2 separate regions of the Homo sapiens genome follow, and region 1 is linked to region 2. A link is a contact called in ENCODE Hi-C data. All regions are on one chromosome and are shown on one strand. Each heading gives the region's core, a stretch centred on a gene start or an enhancer-like site at or near the end of the contact. The rest is flanking DNA. Distances are from core to core; before and after follow the strand shown.

The links. A loop is a pair of places that touch in the nucleus more often than their neighbours do. Pooled maps may share reads with other maps.
Region 1: a pooled map shows a loop between it and region 2 (12-fold over the local background). The contact joins the promoter of GCSH here to the promoter of PSMD7 in region 2. A Hi-C loop is called at or near these places in 6 of 50 pooled maps.

What each region holds. Positions count from the first base shown.
Region 1 is chr16:81,093,234-81,099,981 of GRCh38, reverse strand. GCSH (glycine cleavage system protein H) reads left to right here and starts at 3,587. Exons shown (of 5, transcript NM_004483.5): 1 at 3,587-3,851. The coding sequence starts at 3,704. RefSeq lists silencers at 3,251-3,350, 3,501-4,170.
Region 2 is chr16:74,291,415-74,298,063 of GRCh38, reverse strand. It overlaps PSMD7 (proteasome 26S subunit, non-ATPase 7), which reads right to left and starts at 1,250. Exons shown (of 7, transcript NM_002811.5): 1 at 1,076-1,250. The coding sequence starts at 1,149. RefSeq lists enhancers at 236-1,125, 1,026-1,335, 1,126-2,017.

The DNA.
Region 1 (6,748 bases), core at 2,338-4,837, 6.8 Mb before region 2:
TCAAATAAATATGGGGAATACTGGTTTATAAAAGTTTTTTTGTTTGTTTGTTTGTTTGTTTGAGACAGGGTCTTGCTCTGTTGCCCAGGCTGGAATGCAGTGGCATGATTTCAGCTCACTGAAACCTCTGCCTCCCAAGATCAAATGATTCTTGTGTCTCAGGCTTCCCAGTATCTGGGACTACAGGCACACAAGAGCATGCCTGGGTAATTTTTGTATTTTTTTGTAGAGACGGGGTTTCACCATGTTGGCCAGGCTGGTCTTGAACTCCTGGCCTCAAGTGATCTGCCTACCTAGGCCTCCCACAGTGCTGGGATTACAGGCATGAGCCACCGCACCCAGTCTACTGTATTGTTATAAGAGGAAAATATGTCTATCAGCTCAAAGAGATGAATGGGCCCCTCTCAAAACACCTGGAAGAAATGACCACCTGGAATTTTCCAGAGCTTATACTCAATGGGCAACGAGATGACCTTTAAAATCTCAAACCAGGAGGTTACAAAGATTACTAGGTAGAAAAAGAAAAAAAATTTTGACTGTCTTCAATGCTTTTTACCAAAAGAAAAACACATGTCATATTTTTTGGTGGAAGGGCCTTTTTGTAGCCCATATGTTGATGTTGATGTGTGATCTTTTTCTTCCCATCACATGAGTTAGTGAAGCTGAGAATAAATATGTTAGGGTGTAAGTGGCACGATGCTGCACTGTCTTGTAATGAAACAACAATAGAAAACAACATCTTGACATTAGAGAAGGTAGCCAAGATCTGTAGTGCAGGGTAGACCAGCGTGATCCAGTCAGCATCCCAAACGAAAGCAAGCGGAGCAGAGCTTAAGAGCAATTGCTGGCCAGGCACGGTGGTTCATGCCTGTAATCCCAGCACTTTGGAAGGCCGAGGTGGGTGGATTACAAGGTCAGGAGTTCGAGACCAGCTTGGCCAACATAGTGAAACCCCATCTCTACTAAACATACAAAAATTAGACGGGCGTGGTGGCACGTGGTCCTGTAGTCCCAGCCACTCGGGAGGCTGAAGCAGGAGAATTGCTTGAACCCGGGAGGCAGAGGTTGCAGTGAGCCAAGATCACGCCACTGCGCTCCAGCTTGGGCGACAGAGCTAGACTTCGTCTCGAAAAAAAAAAAGAAAAAAAGAAGAGTTGCTTTCTAATCAGTGTAGAGGCCAAGGTCTACTACTGCCACCTAGGAGCTACTTAAGCCACAAAAACGCCTCCCCGATCCCACTCCTCGGAAGTGCCTTCACCTCTGAGCCTCATCTATGAAATGAGTGTAACACCTGCCAGAAAGAGGTTTGGAGAGGATTAAAAAGATGTGTGCATAGTGCCAGGCACATAGCAAAGGCTCAATAGATGGGAATGATTTGCTCAAAAGAAAGTGGGCATGACGGCCCTTGCAAGCCACTGCACAGATGTGGTGGCAACCCTAAGTTCATAGCAGGGCAGAAGCTCAGTGCAACAACGTATGGGCTCCCCAAACACACACACACTCCATGGTGTGCACCCTATGGTACTGTTTCCGGTGTTTGAACAAGAACAACTCCATTTTGAATATGGGCTGGGTAAAATGAGGCTGAGACTTGGTGGGCTGCATTCCCAGGAGGTTAGGCATTCTTTTTATTTGTATTTTTTTCTGAAGCAGAGTCTCGCTCTGTCACCCAGGCTGGAGTGCAGTGGCGTGATCTCGACTCACTGCAACCTCTGCCTCCCAGGCTCAAGTGATTCTCGTGCCTCAGCCTCCTGAGTAGCTGGGATTACAGGCACCTGCCACCATGCCTGGCTAAACTTTGGATTTGTAGTAGAGACGGGGGTTTCTCCATGTTGGCCAGGTTGGTCTCGAACTCCTGACCTCAAGTGATTCACCTGCCTCACTTAGTCACAGGATGAGCTAGGGTTGGCACAAGATACAGGTCACAAAGTCCCTGCTGATAAAATAGGATGCGGTAAAGGAGCTGGCCAAAACTCACCAAAACCAAGATGGCGACCTCTGGTAGGTCTCACTGCTCATTATACGCTAATTATAATGCATTAGCATGTTAAAAAAAAAACAACTCCCACCAGCGTCATGACAGTTCACAAATGCAATGGCAACGTCCAGAGAAGTTACCCTATAGTCCAAAAAGCGGAGGAACCGTTAGTTCTAGGAAATCCCTGCCCCTTTTCTGGAGAACTCTTGAATGATCCACCCCTTGTTTAGCATACAATCAAGAAATAACTATAAGTACACTTAGTCGAGAAGCCATACTGCTGCTCTGTCTACGAAGAAGCCATTCTTTTTTTTCTTTACTTCTCTATTAAACGTGCTTTCACTTTATAGACTCTCCCCAAATTCTTTCTTGCATGAGGTCCAAAAACCCTCTCTTGGGGTCTGGATTGGGAGCCCTTTCTGTAACAGTACTAAAGGTGTGTGTGTAGCTTAAGGTGTTTTTCAGAACAGTATTTCTTTGCTGACTCATGGCCACTCCATAAAATCTGTGTTAAAGGTGAGGTTTTTCCCAGAACCTAATTTTTTTCTGACTTCTTGGATTGGGATGATGACTTCGGCTTTTCTCGGAAGGCCTTGGTCACACCGCTGGCCGATGAAACAAGGAATTGTGCACACTGGGTCTCAGCTCTCTGCGTTTTGAATATTTCTGCATTAGTGACTGGCTTGGGTCCAGTCTCCACCAAGAAGCCACTTATGACCCTTGGACAAGTCTTTATTCCTTTTTAAGTAAGCTTCTGGATTCTGCCGGTCCTGTTTGGGGTCCCTGGGGCTCTTTGAGACAGGAACGTTACAGAGCAGTTGAAGGAGAATAGAAACTTCCAGGCTGCAGTTCTGTCTAACAAAAGGAAACTGTTGAAATAGCTGCACAAGCTATGGGCTAAGACCCTGAAAAACCAGGGTGTGGGTCAACCTGGCTAAAACCAACTGGACCCAACGTGGTGTGGCTTTGACCTAGGCTTCACCTAGGACTCATTAACATACTAAGTCACACACCCACCGGCACCACAACAATTCCGGGAACACCCATATTTGGTGTAAAAATGGGTGGCACCACAGTTCTGACAAGTCTCCACCTTATTCCAGAAACCTTTGTGTATATTCCATTTCTCAAAGAAACCCATAAAGATGGAAACCCCAAGCCCCATTGTGTGGCCCTCTTTTGAGTCCGCCCTTTCTTCAGTGTGTACTTTGCAGTAAACCTCTGTACTTTCACGACTTTCCGACTTGTTCTTGAATTCCTTCGTGAGGTGGTGAAACCACCTTTGAAAACTTATGACAGAGGCAGTAAAAGAGATACACATGTGGAAAGGAACCCAGTCTGGGGCTAGGCCCCGCCCCCCTCCTGCGGGCAGCCCAATCATACCCAGGCCCGCCGCGCTAGTCTCCGCCTCTCGGTGCTGCCTCTTCCGGGCCTCAGGTTCTTCCCCATGCCCACGCCCCTCTTTCGCGTCGCCGTATCCGAGGTCGCGCCAGGCCCTGGAGTCCCCAGTCTCCGCGTGCTGGCCAATCAGACCCTGCCTCGCCCCCTCGCCTGGGAGTCTCCGCCCTCCACGCTCTGCCCAGTCAGGCTCTGTCCCGCCCCCGCGGCACCGCCTCCGCGCCTCCATCCAGCCGGCTCCCTCCGGCCGCGAACTGCCCCTCCCCGCCCCGCCTCCCGGCGCGGGTGGCCGAGGCGTAGCGCTGCGACCCCCGCACCCCTGCGAACATGGCGCTGCGAGTGGTGCGGAGCGTGCGGGCCCTGCTCTGCACCCTGCGCGCGGTCCCGTCACCCGCCGCGCCCTGCCCGCCGAGGCCCTGGCAGCTGGGGGTGGGCGCCGTCCGTACGCTGCGCACTGGACCCGCTCTGCTCTCGGGTAAGCGCGGCGGGCACGTGGGCGGCTGCTCCCTCCCCGCCTGGGCTGCTTGTCCCGGGCCCAGCGGGACACGGAGGACGCCGGGGCACCGCTCCTGAGCCACCGGGGCGGAGCGAGCGCGGACCCTGCCCCCTTCTTATTTCTGTTGGGATCCCTGGCTCTGCGGCCGCTTCTCCCCCTTAAGTAGCGGGAGGACCCGCGAGTAGCCTTTGCCCTAGGGATTGCATGCAGCCGGGAGGGGAGGCCTGCGGGACACCGAGGCGGGGGTGGCCCGGCGGGTCCGGCGGGCAGGTCGGCCGCTTGCTGCAGAAGCCAGGCACGTGTCGCTTAAGCGTCTCGGTGGCCTTAAGTTTATCTCCCATCTGCGTGCATCGTTGAGACCCCAAATGGGGAGGCCTTTAGTTTACTAAATGGACCGTTACTGAGAACTCCGAAGTAAAATTAAAACAGAAGCGCTTATTAAAATTAAAGCACCAGGCAGGGCGCGTTGGCTCATGCCGGAGGGCGGATCACGAGGTCAGGAGATCGAGACTATCCTGGCTAACACGGTGAAATCCCATCTCTACTAAAAGTACAAAAAATTAGCCAGGCGTGGCGGCATGCGCATGTAATCCCAGCTACTCGGGAGGCTGAGGCAGGAGAATCGCTTGAACCTGGGAGGCAGAGGTTGCAGTGAGCCGAGATCGCGCCACTGCACTCCAGCCTGGGCGACAGAGCAAAACTCCACCTCAAAAAAAAAAAAAAAAAAAAAAATTAAAGCGCCAGATCTAGATTTTTTTACTAGATAAAACAATCATAACTTTGAAGATTCAGCTATTTCCCCAAAACAAGTAAGATAAAGTCTTCTGGACTCAACAGAAGTTCTGCTAAAGTTTGTATTGGATCATTCATGTGTGTGCTTGCTGAAATGAGCCCTAACTCAAACGGACTTGAAATAACTGGGAAACCTGCCCATGAATGTTTCGGCCATTTGTGCTACTTCAGCACAATTATTGCAGGGGAAAAACAATTTTCTTTTTTTTTTTTTTTCTTTTTATTGAGACGGAGCCTCGCTCTGTCGCCCAGGCTGGAGTGCAGCGGCGTGATCTCGGCTCACTGCAAGCGCCACCTCCCAGATTCAAGCGATTCTCTTGCCTCAGCCTCCCGAGTAGCTGGGTTCACTGGCGCCCGTCACCACCTCCAGCTGAGTTTTGTATTTTTAGTAGAGACAGGGTTTCGCCACGTTAGGCTGGTCTCAAACTCCTGACCTCAAGTGATCCACCCGCCTCAGCCTCCCAAAGTGCTGAGATTACAGTCGTGCGTCACCGCGCCAGGCCAACAATTTTCTTTACGCCCAAATGTTTGATACACTGACTGCTCCTCTGCTTCGATTGCGTAGATCAGTGATGGCTCTTGTCTCATTAGCTCATTGTTTTAGAAACCTGTTTGGAGCTGGAATGGTTGATAAATTTATTCCAAAATTTGTAGCATAAAGATTTACTTATGCTGTCTTGCTAATAGTCTGTCCGCTCTGTTTCTGATAGGGATCCCTACATCACTAATTTGAATACAAAGGTAAAGCATTTCTCAGATAAGAATTTAGTTTCAAGTCTGTGGTTTTCGTTCCTTTTTTTTTTCTTCTTTTTTGAGATGGAGTCTCGCTCTGTCGCCCAGGCTGGCATCCAGTGGCAGGATCTTGGCTCACTGCAACCTTCGCTTCCCGGGTTCAAACACTTCTCCTGCCTCAGCCTGTGGAGTAGCTGGACGACAAGAGCACACCTCCATCTCAAAAAAAAAAGAGAAGAAAAATTGACTAATACTAATATAAAATATTTTATCTGACTAGTGACATTGAAAAAGGAAAATGCAAAATTTTCATAAATTGCTCACAACTCCTAATTTTCCGAGGCCAAAAACCACCTTTTTCAAGGCCCAGTTAGAAAGTAATTATTGTCCAGGCACGGTGGCTCATGCCTTTAATCCCAGCACTTTGGGAGGCTGAGGCGGGCGGATCACCTGAGGTCAGGAGTTCAAGACCAGCCTGGCCAACATGGTGAAACCCTGTCTCTACCAAAAATACAAAAAATTAGTCGGGCGTGGTGGCACGTGCTTGTAATCCCAGCTCCTTGGGAGGATGAGGCCGAATCACTTGAACCCGGGAGGCAGAGGTTGCAGCGAGCCTAGATTGCACCACTACACTCCAGCTTGGGCGACAGAGTGAGACTCTGTCTCAAAAAAAGAAAGTAATTATTTACCTAATCTATCCACTTCTTCCTGTCGGGCCAAGGGTTAAAGGAGAATTGTACTAATCATTGCCTTTAGCCTAAACAGCATGCTTAGTAAAATAAAGACTTAGGTCTTTGAATCACTGCAACCTCTGCCTCCCAGGTTCAAGTGATTCTCCTGCCTCAGCCTCCAGGGTAGCTGGGATTATAGGTGCCCGCCACCATACCCGGCCAATTTTTTGTATTTTAGTAGAGACGGGGTTTCACCATGTTGGCCAGGGTGGTCTTGAACTCCTGATCTCAGGTGATCTGCCTGCCTCGGCCTCCCAAAGTGCTGGGATTACAGGCGAGAGCCACTGCTGTTGGCCAGGACTGAGGGGTAACATTACCTGTAATGTTGCCGTCTCCCTCTAAACTTGGGGCCAACAATTTTCTTTACACCCAAATGTTTGAGACACTAACTGCTCCTTGTTAAGGAGAATTGTACTAATTACAATTAGTAATTGCTCGGTTGCTAAAATGAGGGTCACAGCAGCCTTACTCCTAAAATTATCTTCACAGGTAGGCAAGATGGCAAGGTCAAAGAAGGTAGTCTCAGGTGGTGTTTATAGTTGTCCAGTGCTTACTTTGAAAAGGTGTTTTAGCTTCAAACTGCTCATAATTGGCATATAACCGGCGATTTGTAGCAGAGTG
Region 2 (6,649 bases), core at 1-2,500:
GTCTCAGCCTCCCAAAATGCTGGGATTACAGGCGTGAGCCACCATGCTCGGCCTCGTGTTTTAAATAAAAACTGAAACCTCATCTATATATACATTTTTTTTTTTGAGACGGAGTCTAATCAGATTCCCATTTAAAAATGTTAATGGGTTAAAACCACAGCTGATCCAGGAAGCCCTTCGGGGTGCTGAGCATCATCCAGATTTCGATAACAGGAACTCGGTCAAATGAAGACAAACATAGATACGACCCTGGGGGCGGGGGTCAGGGCCAAATTGAAGCTAGCCCCCTTAGCCCCACTCCGGCATCATCCAGGCATCATTCACTTTGCATCATTCACATTTCGGTGAAATCAACTTGGTTAAACGAGGATAAACATAAATACGACCCTGGGGCCGGGGTCAGGGCCAAATGAAGGTAGCCACCCTGCACCCCACTCCAGCATCATCCATATTTCGGTGAAACCAATTCGGTCAAACGAAGATAAACATAGCCTTGGGGCGGGGCTAAATGGAGCTAGCCCACTCCGCCCCACCCAAGCATCATCCAGACATCAGTCACTTTGCATTATTCACATTTCAGTGAAATCAACTGAGTCAAATGAAGATACGACCCTGGGGTCGGGGGTCAGAGCCAAATGAAGCTAGCCCGCCTCCGCCCCACCCTGGCTTTATCCAGATTTCGGCAAAACGAACTTCAAAACGAAGTGACAGACACGAGCTTGGGGGCGGGGGTCAGGGCCAACTAAAGCTAGCCGCATCTCCCGACCCCCAGCATCATCCAGATTTCGGTAAAACGAACTTCGGCAAAACGAACTCGGAAAGGGAACTCTGTAAAACAAACAGGCTAAACGGAACAGGCAGCCAAGGCCCCGAAGTGGCGGCGGCTGGGGCAGGGGCGGGAGGCTGGATGACTCCGGCATCGTGAGCCGACGCTGGTCTGGACTCGTGAACAAGTAAGGGTCACCAGCCGCCCTATCTGCGTCCCCAGCTCGTCCGCGGCCGCCGCGCCATCTCCAGCGTGCCCGTGACTCAGCAGCGGCTGCGCCGCCGGCCCAGCTATAGGGCGCTCGCTCACCGGTTGAAATGATCCACCACACTGAGCAGCACCAGGGGGTGGACCACCACCTTCTGCACTGCCAGCTCCGGCATCGCGACACACCCCGCTCGCCAGGCCTGGCTCCCTGCCACACGCAAACACCGGCAGCAGTAGCGGTCACCGGTACCCTTTCAGGCCCAGTTCCTCTTCTTCCGGTTCGTCAGCCCTCGCGCGGCCTCCTTCTTCCGCTCCCAGAGTGCCTCGCGCGGCGGGCCCGGATCTTCGCCACCGCCGTCATTTGTGGGCGGAGAAAGGGCTGGAGAAAGGCGGGAATCGCCCCTCGTCCCTCGCCGTGCGTTTCCCTGGACTTAAGGGCCGAAGGGACACCGGCGACTTGACCTCCTGGTATTGGCCTGTACCGTCACCTGCAGAGGCTTTTCGCCTCAATTCCTTCCCAGCACCCTCCCCCCGCCACCCCCCCAAAGTAAATAGTTGACAGTTTACTTTTCTACCACCCGGAAGAAGTTCACTTTTGCTTCAGGTCAAAATCCTCCGCGATTTCTGAGAGGAACTTTAAATCTCTAACATAAGAGCACGCTTTTAATGTAATTTGGTAATTTATCTCATTCTCGTTTTCATTGCCGGGGGAATTTCTCCTTTATCTTTACTGTGGACACTTTGCAATGAACGTGGCAACCTGCAGGTTTCCACCTGTCGTTATATTACTGCGTAACTAGGGCTAGAAGAACGCAATTGTGCCGTTGCTTTTGAAATCAAAATTTACAGAAGCGTTGAAGAAAAGACGGAAGGAAGGCAGTAAGGAAGTATGTTGTGATATGTAGCTAGGAAAGAGAAGACTAAGGTAGACAAAGACTTAAGCTTATTTGCAGGAGGCAAATTATAAGAAAAATCATACAGGTTTATATCGTCTCATTTGAAGTTGCTGTTTCTGTAAACGAAAACAGTACTTAAGCAACCTGAATTATTTACTTATATTTTGTTCTGTTTTTAAACAATTTTTGCTTTCCCTTTATCACCAGAGGATTTTCCCAACATTTTGGCCTCTTGTCTTTTTAAGGTGGACTTCCTGATCTCCAAATGTCAAGGGACACACTCAGTCTCTCTTATTTGTGGGTGGTGAAAAACATTAGCAAAGATTAGACTGAAATTTGGCCACCAATGAGAGACATTAATGTAGTCAGGAGTTTGAATTTGTCTGCATGTGAATTTATCTTTGTCTTCTGTCTGCAACTTGGCTTTATTTTCAGATTTTCTGCTAGATCTGCAAGGAAGTAAATGGCAGGATATGCTTAATATTCATAATTAATTGAAGAGACTCAATGCTATCTTTATTTTTTCATTTTTTTTTTTGGTACAGTTGGTGTCTCACTATGTTGTCCAAGCTGGTCTTAAACCCCCAGCCTCAAGCAATCCTCCCACCTCAGCCTCCCAAACTGCTGGGATTACAGGTGTGAGCTACTGTGCCTGGCCATTCATTCTTAATTATAACTAGAAAGATATAAGGGTTATGTTAATGGGGAAAGAAAACTAAGAATTATTGAATCTATTGAGTGCCTATAATATGCCAGCCCTGGTTCAGACGCAAATATTTAATCCTTTTAATTAATGCTTCTCAAACTTTGATATGCTTACAAATCACCAGGGGACCTTGTTAAAATTCAGATTCTGATTCTGTAGGTCTGAGATGGGACCTGAAATTCTGAGCTTCTAACAAGCTTTCAGGTGAGGCCCATGCTGTGTTAACAAGGCTTGTAACAACCTTACGAAGTCGGTATTTTCTCATTACAAATGAAAATTGTTGCTCAAATGTTGCTCTCGAGGTGGGCTTTTTCTCACGCTTTGAAAAAATTTTGTCTTTCTCCCCCTAATGTGTTTCTGCTTTAGTTTTCTCCATAGTTTTTACCACTTGTGAATAGTTTGTAGAATTTACTTATTCTGTTCATTCTTTGTCTCTCATTAGAATGTAAGCTCTTGTTTAGTTTGTAAACTCCTGTTTACTTTTTTTTTTTTTTTTAAATAAATGAGAGACAGTCTCGCTCTGTCACCCAGTCCGGAATGCAGTGGCACAATCTTGGCTCACTGCAACCTTCACCTCCCAGGTTCAAGCGATTCTCATACCTCAGCCTCCCAAGTAGCTGGGACTACAGGTGAGCGCCACCATGCCCCACTAATTTTTCTATTTTTAGTAGAGATGGAGTTTCACTGTGTTGGCCAGGCTTATCTGGAACTCCTGAACTCAAGTGATCTGCCTGCCTTGGCTTCCCAAAGTGCTGGGATTATAGGTGTGAGCCACTGCACCTGGCCCCTAGTTTACTTTTATATTATCATTGTCTTGAAAAGTGCCTGGCACATAGGAGACATTCAGTAATTACTATATAAATGAATAATTAGTTATGATAGTGAAATGGAAGATGACAATAAGGCTCAGACATTGGGAAGGATCTTTCCAAGATCACATTGCTGGTCAGGATCAAGCCAGGTTTCTGTGACCCCAGTTCCTAATTGGTTGGTGTGCCTGCTTGCAGCAGTCTTAGGCAAAAGAATTGCATTAATTTTATTAAGATACTAAATTTCAAACTTTAGAAAGTGATATATTTTATTTCACACTGAGTTCACTTTGCAGTTGTACTAAGCCTAAGCAAGCTGTTTCGAAGCTTATTGGGTGTCTCCAATCCTGACTCACTGAAGCAGTGTGAAACTGACTATGAGCTTAAAAAATTATTCTAGTTACACATGATCATTGTGGAAAAATGACACTATTCAGATAAATAAAAATGAATATAGAGCTGGGCATGGTGGCCTGTGCCTGTAATCCCAGATACTTGGAAGGCTGAGGTTGGAGGATCACTTGAGCCCAGGAGTTCATGACCCTTCCGAACAGTAGGACCTTGTCACAAATAATTAATTAATTGAAATAAATTAAAATCACCTGAAATCGTACCACATACAGAAAACTAAGATTAACCCTGGCCCAAAGTGCTTTTTTTTTGAGACGGAGTCCTACTCTGTCACCGGGCTGGAGTGCAGTGGCACAATCTCGGCTCCCTGTAACCTCCGTCTCCCAGGTTCAAGTGATTCTCCTGCCTCAGCCTCCCAAGCAGCTGGGACTATAGGCGCATGCCACCATGCCCAGCTAATTTGTTTGTATTTTTAGTAGAGACAGGGTTTCACCATGTTGGCCAGGAAGGATGGTCTCGATTTTGTGATCTGCCTGCCTCAGCCTCCCAAAGTGCTAGGATTATAGGCGTGAACCACCGCGCCTGGCCTAAAGTGCTGTATTTCTTAAGGGATTTCAGCATTAGCTTCCTAATTTCTCTTTTTGCCTTCCAGTTTTGACCTTCTCCCATCTCCATCCTCCACTCTGCAGCCAGACTTATTTTATTGATTGATTGATTGATTGAGACTGAGTTTCACTCTTGTTGCCCAGATCTCAGCTTGCTGCAACCAACACCTCCTGGGTTCAAGCGATTCTCCCACCTCAGCCTCCCTAGTAGCTGGGATTAGAGGTGCCCGCCACCACGCCTGGCTAATTTTTGTATTTTTAGTAGAGACGGGGTTTCATCCTGTTGGCCAGGCTGGTGCTGGGATTACAGGCATGAGCCACTGTGCCCAGCCTTATTTTAACATTTTTAATTTGTTATTTTTTTAAAAGAGTTAGGGTCTCACTCTGTCACCAAGGTTGGAGTGCAGTGGTGCAATCATTAGCTCACTGAAGCCTTGAACTTCTGGGCTCAAATGATCCTCCTGCTTTGGCCTCCCACAGTGTTAGGATTATAGGCGTGAGCCATGGTGCCCAGCCCCAGACATATTTTTAAAACACCCTTTTTAATGGAAAATCCCTACCCTGTGCAAGAGTAGGGAAAATAGTATAATAAAGCCCATGAACCTGTTACTGAGCTTCAAGTCTCCCTCACTTTTCTTAGGTGAACCCTAGTTCCTCTCCTTAAAGGTAGTCACTGGCTACTAGTTTCTGGCGAATCTTTCGGAAAGTTTTTTAAAGATGTATCTTTTGGCATCTGTATGCATAGCTTTCAAAATATGCAAATGGGCTCGGCGCTGCGGCTCACGCCTGTAATCCCAGCACTTTGGGAGGCCGAGGCGGGCTGATCACAAGGTCAGGAGTTGGAGACCAGCTTGGCCAACATGAGGAAACCCCATCTCTACTAAAAATACAAAAAAAAATTAGCCATGCATGATGGTCGGTGCCTGTAATCCCAGCTGCTTGGGAGGCTGAGGTAGGAGAATCACTTGAACCTGGGAGGCGGAGGTTGCAGTGAGCTAAGATCCTGCCACTGCACTCTAGCCTGGGTGACAGAGTGAGACTTCATCTCAAAAAAAAAAAAAATGCAAATGGAGTTTAACTCTACATAAAGTTCTGAAATTTGCTCTTTTGAGTTAATAATTTATCATTAACACACTTCCTTATAGCAAATCTAGGTCTACATCATCATTAATAGCTGCATAGAATGGATTTGATTTCTTCATAATAGATGCCTTCATCTACTCAGAGGCCCAGCTACAACATCATTCTCCATCAGCCTCTGTAGGCCTGGAAAGGGCAAAAGCTGTGCCAACGGTGTTTCTAGAATCTTTAATTTTTCCACTTAGATAATGACTCTTTTGCACTGTAAACTTTGGCAGTCTTCTATAACCAGTATCTCTGATGTTTTTCTCAATACTCACTTAACAATTTAACTCTGTGCCACTCTTCTAAATACTGGTTATATAGGAATAAACAAAACAAAGCTCTTGCCCTCTTTGAACTTATAGTCTTGTTAGAGGAGATAGACTATAAGCAAATAATAAATGTAAATCCTGTATAATATCCCATATGGTGTCAGAAAGTGTGCTCAGTCTGTCAGACATGCTCACCATGATCAAATGTGCCAGGCCCCAATGAATCATGCATCTGGCCTTCATGCCCTGGTTATCTCCTCCAAAATTGACTGTGAGCTTGGGCATGTGACTTGCTCTGGCACATGAGATATTAGCAAGTGTAATACAAACAGAGGCTTGAGTAACACTCTCATGTTGCAGCTTGTTCTCTTGGAATGCCCACTCTTGGAACCCTGAGTCATGTAGAAAAATCTGGCTACTTTGCAGGAGAGACCATATGGAATAGAAGAGGAATGCTTGGCCATTCCCCAGCTATTCCAGCCATTACAGGCAGGGTCCCAAGAAATGAGAGTGAAAAAACCACTGTGGATATTCCAGCCCTAGTAGATAGCATGTGGAGCAGAAGAACTGCCCAGCTGAGCCCAGCCCAGGTTATAAAATTCTGTGAAATAATAAGTCATCGTTGCTGTTTTAAGTCACTAAGTTTTGGGTGGTTTGTTGTGCAGCAACAGATAACAGAAACACTAGGCAATTTGTGAATTCTTTGTGAACCTAAGGTTCTTGGTAAATCCATTATCTGCCACTCAATGCTTGGTTATATAGCTGCTCCCTAAATGTGAGCTCCGTCACTTACTTTCTCTGTTATTTGCTGCATTTACTCTTTCATTTGAGGGTTATTTAGGCCTGTCATGGAATATCGCTCAGCTCAAGTGATATGATCAGAATCTGAAGAGGTTCCTCAAGCTAGGTAGCATT